2 separate regions of the Mus musculus genome follow, and region 1 is linked to region 2. A link is a loop called in an ENCODE intact Hi-C map of the cell type or tissue named here. Cell type or tissue: heart. All regions are shown on one strand. Each heading gives the region's core, and the rest is flanking DNA. Links, peaks and the distances in the headings are about the cores only. Region 1 overlaps Gm960 (predicted gene 960). Region 2 holds the start of Ctsf (cathepsin F).

Region 1 (5,378 bases), core at 177-5,176, 230 kb before region 2:
GAGGCACTGTATTAAAAGGTGGCAGCGTCAGGAAGGTTGGGAACCACCATCACTAATCCGTAGTAGATCCAGTTTTGGAAGAACAAACACAGAGGAGGATCAAACTCGGTATTGACAAGCAAACCAACTCTGACACTGAGCTACATCCCCAGCCTCGCAGGTGCAGATTTACAGAGTCTTGCCTTGGCTGATTCCTCCTGAGTCAATGAATGCACGTTTCTCTGGAAAGGCTAATGTGCACATACTAAGTACAACGCACAAGTCCTATTGAGTAGCTTTAAAGTAGGAATGCATGCGGTTGCTACTCCAAGTCCCTCAATCACTGTGGAAGGCGGCCAAATCCCAGGTGGCAGCAGCATGGCTAAAGTGGAATGGGATCGTTGGATAGCTGGACCACTCCACACCATGAATTTTATTTCTCTGGTTTCAGTCCAGGGCTTACCCCCAAAGCTAGAAACTTACCTTCAGGGAATTCCTGGGCAATATTCTTGTGCTGGTCTTTGGTGTTCTGGGCTGAAATGTTTTTCTCTGGAGTCAGGTGCTTTAACAATTAGAAAGACCAAGTGAATTCTGCAGAAGTCTGAATGAACCTTAGTGAGACGTGTGGTTTGGTTTATATGGATGTTTTCACCCTCATCCTCCTAACTCAACAGTCTCTACTTGGCCTCCAGCTTTCAAAGCATCCCCCTTCTGTGGACCCTTGTACAACTCACACTGTAGCCATTCCCAGCATATCCCTGAACCTCAGGCTCTGAAGATGGCACTATTCATCATTTTTATGTGTTTATGCCCATCTTTCTACTCCAGGTTTACCATGTGTATTTGTAACTATGTGAATTATGTGTCTACAGGAGAGGTGGTCAGGTCCCCTGTAATTGGAGTTACACTTTGACAAGCTGCCTGATGTGAATACTGGGAACCAAACCAAACCAATAGCAGCATGGTCCCTCTTCCACACAGCCATTTCTCCAGTCCCTTTTTATTTAGTCTTGGCTGTCTGGAACTCAGTATATGGTGGAGAACAAGCTGGGCTTGAACTTGCAGAGATCCTCCTACCTTTGCCTCACAAGTGCTAGAATTAAAGGCATACACCACAATCCCTGGCCCTGTCTTTTTTTAAATTAAATTCTTTGAGACAGGGTCTCTTATATCCCAGAGCTGACCTTTAATGTCTGACCATCTGTCCCTCTATATACATGTACACTTAGTTAAAAATACATCTTTTAAAAAGTTGAAAAAAATGAGTGTTTGCATGAAAGCTGCAGGAGCACACTTCATAAAATGGCATAGTAGCACATATGTAATCCCAGCACTCAGGAGAGGGAGGCAGAAAGAGCAGGAGTTCAAGATAACCCTCAGCTACATAGGAAGATAAAAGCCATTCTCAGATACACAGTGAGACCCTCCTCCCCGCCCCCACTCCTGTAATGTCTACACCAAGGGGAGGGGAGAAGTAAGCCAATAGAAGGTGGGCGGGGCTTTGGGAGAGGAGCTGGGTTATGTGCGTTCAGCAGTCACAGTCTTGTTTTCAGTGTGATGGAGACCTCTGGGGATTGGGGGAGGAGCACACGGCACAGTGACTATCCTTAAAGCATCAAGTTGACACTTTCAAAGGGAAGTCTTAGGTAAGAATTACACCACAGTACTATGCATTCTATGATACACTGCTTCTTGTTTCCCCCTTTAAGACAGTTTTGCTAGATAGTTCTGTCTGTCCTGGAACTTACTATGTAGGCCAGGTTGTCACTCTGTCTCCTAAATGCTGGGATTAAATGTGAGAGCTACCTGGCATTCTCATTACAGATTTTTATGTTATAGGAGCTCTGCAGTTACAGTTATCATCATTTCTGGGGGATCCCACAGTCTCTCCTCAGATGCACTCACATGAGATTCACTGCATATTAATACAAATTCCAACTTCTAAGTAATTACATTCTGAGGAACACACAGGGGCAAAGATCACCCTCAAAATCCAGCAGAGTTTCGGTTCACTCTGGCCTGGGAAATCTTGCATAGCACACGTCTTTGTCCTTTTCCTTTTAGAAACTGGTCTTACAGAGGGGTGACCCACTTGAGATGGCTAACACTGTGAGCCTTGTATGCCTATCAGTATCTGGGCCCCAAGAGAGACAGCCCAGTCCTTTAGAGAACTGCCATTTCTCCTTAAACTATAGATGGGTTAATTCTATATCTGGTGAGTTGGCTAGTTACCATGGAAACAAAGTAAAAGGGGGGGAAAAAAAACTTGACCTATTGCCTTGATCATGTAGTTTGTAGCTGAAGCCACTGGGGGCCGCTATTGTGCCACCAATGAGTTAACACAAAGTGGCCTCTAATGAGGGAAGGACTAATGACAATGGATCTGTGCACACTCATTCCCTGGGCTTGCCACTCAGCCCTACAGAGGCACAATGTGATCAGGCTTTGAAACCCTGCCAGTTATTAGCCATGTAACCAGCAAGGTTTAGGTTTCACAGTTACCTTATTTATAAGGTGGAAGATAATGACCTAATTCAGAACATCTTTGTTGAGACGGAAATGGAAATACAGATTAGGTATTCTGTAAATACTCCTTTCTTTCAGCATCATTGAGTTAAGTGGGCCACAGATGGCCCTGAGGCTATGAGCCACCACTAGAGCCAAAAGGTAAAGAGCTCAGATCAGTTCTTTCCGACTTCACTGGGATGTCAGAGAGGTCCAAGCAGAAGATCTCAAGAAGCAGAAACAGCCCAGAACCTGAGGGGATCTCCTGGGTTCTAACGATGGCTCAGGCTGTGTTCTCAAGGTGTTCCTGGTTGAAGTGAATGAGGCTGCACCCTTTCCAGTTTGCCCACATCCTAACACCAAGAGCCTGTGAATGTGAGATTATTTGGAAAAAGGGTCTTTGTAGATATAATTAAGGATTCAGAGATAGGACCATACTGCATGCAGGACTCAGGCTGGGCCCCCCTAAATCAGAAACAGTTGGGTAGGAAAAGACTAGGTGAAGATGGGGGTAGAAACTGGAGTTATGTAAGCCACAAACTAGGAAACCAGAGAGACAGGATGGATTCTCTCCCAGTGCATCTAAAGGAAACACAGGCCTGCTCATGCCTCGATTTTGAACTTCTGGCCTCCAGCGCTATGACAGAATAAATGATGTTTTTAAGTCACTAAGTCTCTGGTAATGGCTTACAACATCTCTAGAGAACGAATACCGTGTTTAGAAGCTTCGCTTGCTTGAGGTGTGGCCATCAGCTCTCCAACTAGGTGAAAGCCAACGAGATTTAGTGAGGCCTGCACACAGGTTATGACAGAAGTTGTGAAGGGAGCGTTGACAGGCTCTGCTTTGTGGGCTGCCCTGCCTGAGCACCAGCACCCCTCCAACAGGTAAAAGGAGGTACAAAAGGGAGAACAAATGCCCACGCTGTCCTGAAGGTCCTGCTCTTTCTGAGAGTGGTGAGAGACAATGCGAGGGGCTGGAGAGAGCGCCTGCAGCTCTTGGAAAGGGCAGGAGTTTGGTTTCCAGGGTCTCACAACACCTATAACTCCGACTCCAAGAGATCACATGTGCGGATCAATAGTTCATTCCCTTTACGGTTGAACAGTGCTCAACTATATAGATCATCAACCTGTTGGGAGTTCTAACAAATACACAAACAGGCGGTGGTGGTGCATGCCTTTAATCCTAGCACTCGGGAGGCAGATGCAGGCGGATTTCTGAGTTCGAGGCCAGCCTGGTCTACAGAGTGAGTTCCAGAACAGCCAGGGCTATACAGAGAAACCCTGTCTCAAAACAAAACAAAACAAATACACAACAAAGAGACTATGACCATGGATGCACTTGTTTCAGTGTGACACAGTGGGTAGCTAGGCCAGATAAGCATATGTGTAACCCCCCAAACCTGTCAAGTTGTCTCCCAAAGGACTTCTTATCTACCCCCCCCCCTTTTTTTTTTTCAAGACAGGGTTTCTCTGTGTAGCCCTGGCTGTACTGGAACTCACTCTGTAGACCAGGCTGGCCACGAACTCAGAAATCTGCCTGCCTCTGCCTCCTGAGTGCTGGGATTAAAGGCGTGCGCCACCACCGCCAGGCTTCACCCCCTTTTCGAGATAGGGTTTCATCATGTTGCCTGGGTTTGGCACGGGCTAAACAGTCTTCCTACCTCAGCTGTCAGAGCTGGGGCTACAGGCACATGCCACCATGCCCATTGGCCTTTTTATTCCCCGAACATGTGATTTTTATGTGAATTTTCATACCCTGATTAATGGTTGTATGTATTTATTTGTGGATTCTGGGTTCTGTATGAGCACTCTTGCTAAGTGTGCTCACTTACTGAATAGAGTTCTATAACGAACTTTGTTTGACAAGTGGCCTGTACTTATTTTTAAACTAGAAATCCAGTTTCTTCCATAGACACAAGATTATCCCATGTCACAGGGGTGTCCCCTTAGTAAGTTACCCATTTCATCATTTGTCACATGTACTGCCAAATATGACCTTCTGAGAGTAATTTAAAAATACCGATGTCACATTTTTAATTTCTGATACCAATATATATCTCAAATATTGGTTTTGGTTTTTCAAGATCCTCTGTATTTTGGAACTCACTCTGTAGATCAGCCTGACCTTGGACTCACAGATATCACCTGCAATAGAGGCATCTTATAGTTAAACCAAACCAACCAACCTGAGACAAGGCATTCTTGCTCTGCAGCCCCATCTGGTCTTGAATTCACTATGTAGCCCAGGCTGCTTCAGACTCTCCATGCCCCAGCCTCACCCTCCTGGGTACTGGGGTTACAGCTGTGCACTGCAGGAAGCCCTCTTCCTCACTCTGGCTTACCTGCTTATTCCTTTATTAATATGATCAATGTGCTCTACCTTTTCCTTTCCATGGTTTTTCTTTATTTTTATTTCCTATTAACGTCCACATGGCTCTTTCTTATTTCATTTGCTCTGTTTGTGCAGCTTGCTCTTCTCGGTCCGTAAGAGCTTTGGCTGGCACGGCCGCCATGCTGAGGTAGGTCATCCTCTCCAGGCAGGACAACGTTAGCTACAGTCCACACATTCTGATCATCTGCATTTTCATTTCATTAAATTACTTCTAACTTTTCTTTGTCCTTTTTTTTTTTTTAAGATTTACTTACATTATGTATGTGAGTACACTGTCTTCTCTTCAGACACACCAGAAGAGGGCATCAGATCCCATTACAGATGGTTGTGAGCCACCATGTGGTTGCTGGGAATTGAACTCAGGACCTCTAGAAGTGTAGTCAGTGCTCTTAACCCCTGAGCCATCTCTCCAGCCCCTAACTTTTCTTTAACTTCATGTTTTATCTCATTTATCATTTATTTTACAACTACTATAAAATCTTTCAGATATGTTTCTGTTATT
Region 2 (5,378 bases), core at 176-5,175:
CGGGACTGCATCCAGGCTTTTGGCTTGTCATGAATGTCACTACTGGAGTGGATGTAGCAGTTCCCCATATTTTTTATTTTCTAGACGAAGTTCCATAATATCCCGCCTCATGGTAGCTACAGATCTCAGAAGAACTTCTAAAGATGAGTGAAAACACAACAATTACTAATAAGGTAATGCCAATAATAATAGCAAGCAGGATTATATACTGAACCCAATCCACAGGATTCAATGCACTTAGGTGATTCTTTAAATCTCTGGCCAATTCATCAATGTTCCAAGTGTCCAAATGACTTCTGCTAATATCTGAAATATCTGCTAACCTAGCCTTAAAATTTGCTATATCCTGTCTCAATCTACTGCTAACATAGCGTCATAGAGAATTGTAGCTAACTTTCAAATATGTCTCTAAAATGACCAGAATCAGCCTTCCAAATGAAGAAATAACAATTTCTAATGCTGGGTTGATTATCGGCACAGTGCATGACTAAGTAGGCATAACTGGTCACATTAAAGGAAAGAGAAGACTCGTCATAACTTCTTTTTGATTACGTTTTTGAAGGCGGTTTCCAGTCTCCATGTTCTCAGTCCCACAAGCTAAAAGTTTGAAGCAAGGCAGTTTGTCCAATCTGAGATCAGGAACTCAAGTCCAAAACAGTCTGCCTGTCTCCACTGTCAGGGCACTCAGCCAGCTCACAGGTCAGCATCAGTCTTTGTCCCAGCATCAGCTTGTCTCACCAATCACTCTGGCAGCTAGCATGCTCCTGCTGCAGCATTCTGTGGAGAAAACACAAAAATGCCCTCTTCCCCATATTAAATACCTGAACAGTATCATGTCATGTGCCAGTATGTGGATCCTTTCATTTCATGAGTATGCCTGGTTGTAGAGTGCCATAGACACTCAGAGAGATTTTAGGCATCCAAATTTAAAAAAATTTTTGAAGATATATATTTAAAGCTCCGCAGTATCTTTTCCTTAAGAGTTATAAAAAAATATGAGTAACATGGGTAACATTAAATTGTTGACAAAACATCTCAAATGCTTGGCTGTAATAGCCAGTTCCAATATCTATTTTAATTTGATTTGGAACACCAAGCATAAAAAAAAAAATCAACATAGGCAATGACTGACTATACTTTTAGTTGCTTTTCTTGTTAAAGCAGTTGTAATTAGAAAGACTAAAAGTGTATCAATAGTCACAATGTGCATATTTCATTTTTCTAAAATCAAAAATGAGTATCTATTTGCAATAATTGATTAAGTAAAAGTCCTCAAGAATTAACACCAATGGGTGGAACAGGTAGAAGCTGAGGACACTGAGAACAATTCTTTACAATATGCCATGCACATTCTATAAAAATGCCTACAGCACACTATTCAATTATCTGTGTTGAAGTAGGAGGAAACTCAAAAGAGCAAACGTGATCTAGTCACGTAAACTTCTCTCCCATAGAAGTGCTGTTTATAAATACAGTAGATGCATTCTTTTTTTTTAAAGTGATAAGCACGATTCTTTTTTTTTTTAAGATTTATTTATTTATTTATTTATTTATTTATATTAAGTACACTGTAGCCGTCTTCAGACACTCCGGAAGAGGGAGCCAGATCTCATTTCAGATGGTTGTGAGCCACCACGTGGTTGCTGGGAATCGAACTCAGGACCTTTGGAAGAGCAGTCCGTGCTCTTAACCCCCGAGCCATCTCTCCAGCCCCAGTAGATGCATTCTTTATGGGATACATTGTGGAGAGACCTATAGGGTACTGCTAGGCAGGAATCTGACATTGGCCAAGGACAAGGAAACAAGCCTCAATCTTTAGGTTGTAATAGGGAAGCAGGACAAGGCAGAAACTCCAATCTCGGGGTGGTACAAAAGAAGCAGGCCCTGGGCAAGATCCAGGCTTTTGGCCTGTCATGCATGTCACTACTGGAGTGGATGTAGCAGTCTACATAGGCCCTGTTTTGAAGACAAACAAACCAAGGGAACTGTCTTAAAGACTTCAAAAAACTCCTTCATATATACATACCCTGCACACTCCTCACGTACACACAAGATTTCTGTGACAAGGCTGATTTTAACCGCTTTAGATAACATACGACAGCTCCTTCAATGAGCTGAGGATAATTTTTGCCTCTCCGATACAAAACCAATGGATTTTTGTATCCAAGCAGTTTATGGACATTTCCCTTTCAATAATAAAAAACCCTCCTTTCCGGTCCCTCTCCAAGTGTGCAGAGGCTTACGAGAATGCATCTTGGTTTATGATTCAATTTGTTATTCCCTCATACATTTTTACACTTTGGAGATTTTTTTCCCACCCTCTGTTTTCAGTTGTGACGCTGTCCCTTGGCAGTCCTGGAACACAGTGCTTTTAAGTGATTTACGGTACGATCCACCCTTTGCACAGCTTTGTTGATTATATAGATGTCTTTTAAGCCTCACAACAGCCAGACTCATGTAGCCTACGCTCAAATTCTCTTAGGTATCCAAGAATGACCTTGAACTTCAGAACTTTCTGTCTCTTCCTGAGTGCCTCACCAGGCTAGGTTTATTCCGTGCTCGGGGATGGTACACAGGGCATTTGTGAGAGCTAGGCAAACACTAGCCACTGAACTACCTACATCCTCTGGTCCCACAACCCATAATATTACTGACCGTCTGGTGAATGACAATAGGTGCCTCAAAGGTGAGATCACACCGTGAAGGCAGGCTGAGGAACCAATTGTTTGGGTTCACCTCTTATCAGAGTCATCTGTAAGCTTCTTTTTCTTTATCTACGCAATGGGACTGCACTGACCTCACAGGTCTGCCATGGTTAAAAGGATCTGGCTTTTCCTGCGTAAGATAGAAAAGGGCGTAGATTCTTATTTTATTGTCAACCTAGTGTCCTCTCCCCTCACTCCACCCTCTCCACCCCCCCACCCACCCCCCCCCGCATCCCGCACCCCGTGGTCCACGTGCCTCGCGTAAATAAGCGAGCGCGCAAGCGCCAGGAATCGGTGCCCATTGGCCGCCCCGGCGTTCTCCAACGTTGTAGGGAAACTCTCTGTGGCCTCTGACAGCAGGCTCCGCCTCGGGTCTCTTGATCCGTGTGTTTGTGGGTCAGTGAATCCGGGCGAGCAGCTTCGACCTCGCTATGGCGCCCCTACTGCAGCTTCTGTGGCTGCTGACACTGCTCTCGACTGTGGCCCTGAGCCCCGTCCCCGCCAAGCCCTGGGCAGATGACGAGCAGGCCTGGAACTTGTCGTCCCAGGAGCTGCTGGCCCCCGCCCGCTTCGCGCTGGACATGTACAATTACGGCCGTGCTGCGGGGACAAGGGCCGTGCTAGGAGCGGTGCGCGGACGCGTCCGCCGGGTGAGGACGCGCGGGGAGCGGGCGCGGGGCCTGGGCCCAGGAATGGTGCAAGGTGGAGTTTGGCTTAAATTTGGGATGATGGCCAGGACAGGGGAGGGAAGGACCTGTTTAGACCTGTATCCGGTAGGGAGGCACAGATGGGCAATGGTCTCCTAAGAGGAGTAAAGGGGGAGGGGATGGCTGGGCCAGCCCCAACTTCTTCTCCATCCAGGCCGGCCAGGGCTCTCTGTTCTCCCTGGAAGCCACACTAGAGGAGCCACCTTGCAATGATCCCCTGGTGTGCCCACTGCCTGAGACGAAGAAAACAGTGGTGAGTGAAGAGGTCAGCTATTGTTGGCCCTAGCTGGCAAACAATTGGAATGGTGGGTCCTGTCGAGGCATTGGTTACTCCTGAGATACCAAGTTAGAGACCAAGATGCTCTGAAAGGGTGGGTGTTGGGGTGCTGGGTGTCTGCTGCTGGCCTCCCTCTTTCACCAAGTTATGACTGCCTTCCATGTGGCTCTCCTTTGAGGAACTTCTAGCTGCTCTTGCCAGGACCTTGTTTCAAACTGTCCCAAGACCGTCTTCTTTCTATGCCTCCAGCTCTGCAGTTTTGAAGTCCTGGAAGAGCTAAAAGAACACTTGCTGCTGAGGAGGGACTGTAGCCCAGTGAATGCCAAGGTCACAGGTGCTGGGATTGCTCAAGGAGACTGGGAGAGCCCAGACCATACTTGAGTCAGAATCCAGCCTTAATTACTTCTCTGTTCCGACCCTATCCAGAGTTTAGAAATGCGACTTTCAGCTCATTCCTTCCATTGTTGGACAAGGATCCCCTGCCCCAGGTGAAGACCCTGTGTCGAGGAGAGACAAAGGCCCCTTAATCCTCTTTCCCTTCTCTTCTCTTTCTCTGCACGCCCCTTCTCTCTCTTCCCCCTCACTTCCTCTTCCCATAGTGACTTCCCTGTCTTGGTCCTCCAGGGTAGAGCTCAGTCAGCTCACTGGGGTCTGGCTGGACTTGTAAGTGAACATCCTTCCGCCTTCCTAGGACTTCTCTGTGAAGATGGCTCCACTCTTCAAGGACTTCATGACCACCTATAACCGGACTTATGAATCAAGGGAAGGTAGGCCCCAGCCTTGTCATCTGTCTCCGTCAGGCCTGGGCCTTCTCCCGTCACGGCACCTTGATACTAAGGAGATAAAGTACACAGTGATACCTTATTTCCCCGGTGGTAAACTGAGCCAGATCAAGGCAGATAAGATGATATTAACTGCTGGTTTATTGGGAAGCTGCTCTCTGGCGAGTTCACTGGCCCCAGTGATTAGGCCACGGAAATCACCATGGGAAGAGGAGATGAGGGAGAGAAGGGGAGAAAGGGCCCACACAGAGAGAGAAGAAAAGAAGAGAAAAGGGAGAGTGAGGAGACCAAAATGCCTGGATTGTGTCTGGAAGAGCTTCTGGGTATGCCAGGGTAGGGACTGAGGGGTGCTGGGAGAAGCTGGAGGCCAGGTCTGCCTTGATATGAAACATATGCACCTCAGTCCCTGGTCCAGGGGTCCGAAACCAAACAAAAAGGATCCTGTGTCTCTCAAGGAGCCCATATCCCTAGGGTCCTATCCAGCTTTCTAGGCAGTCATCTTGTCAAGGAGTGGCCTGGTTTCCTCCTTCCGTTTTGTCTTCCTAACCGGAAACCATGGGCTTCATCCCTCTAGGCAGGATGGGTAAGACTTAGACCAGATTTTCTCCTTTGGATTTCCTCTGTCATGGCCTTTCCGGTAACCTCTCCTGGGTGACACCCTTCGGTCTCATTTAGATTACTGGTTTTATATTCAACAAGTCATTGTTCCAATTTGGGCCCCCAAAGTTGAGCATGTCTCTCACTTTGAAGTCGGCTTCCCTCATGTCTTATTCTGCCGGCCCCAGGGATCTATCCTTACAAACAGCTTCAGGGACTATGGCAGGGACTCAGTTAATAAAGCCCTTGCCTTGGAAGCGTGAAGACCTGACTTCAATCCCCAGAACCCACCAAAGAAGCCCGATATGGC

What was found. A loop is a pair of places that touch in the nucleus more often than their neighbours do. Peaks named below come from ENCODE experiments on the same cell type or tissue, not always from the same donor. Only the 100,000 strongest peaks of a DNase experiment are listed, where the experiment ranks them.
Region 1: it touches region 2 in a loop (3-fold over the local background); 13 of 42 quality-filtered maps call a loop at or near these places.

What each region holds. Positions count from the first base shown.
Region 1 is chr19:4,626,707-4,632,084 of GRCm38, forward strand. Gm960 (predicted gene 960) reads right to left here. Exons shown (of 15, transcript NM_001033447.3): 14 at 463-541. Among named protein-coding and RNA genes, the nearest start is that of Rce1, 3.8 kb to the left of the region's middle. In heart, for the core only: a CTCF peak has its summit at 2,296; no DNase peak of the experiment used is centred there; H3K4me3 peaks cover 359 bases.
Region 2 is chr19:4,852,132-4,857,509 of GRCm38, forward strand. It overlaps Ctsf (cathepsin F), which reads left to right and starts at 3,034. Exons shown (of 14, transcript NM_019861.2): 1 at 3,034-3,355; 2 at 3,567-3,665; 3 at 3,939-4,023; 4 at 4,116-4,177; 5 at 4,381-4,456. The coding sequence starts at 3,137. In heart, for the core only: a CTCF peak has its summit at 3,138; a DNase peak (open chromatin) is centred at 3,040; H3K4me3 peaks cover 1,542 bases; H3K27ac peaks cover 738 bases; H3K27me3 peaks cover 1,423 bases.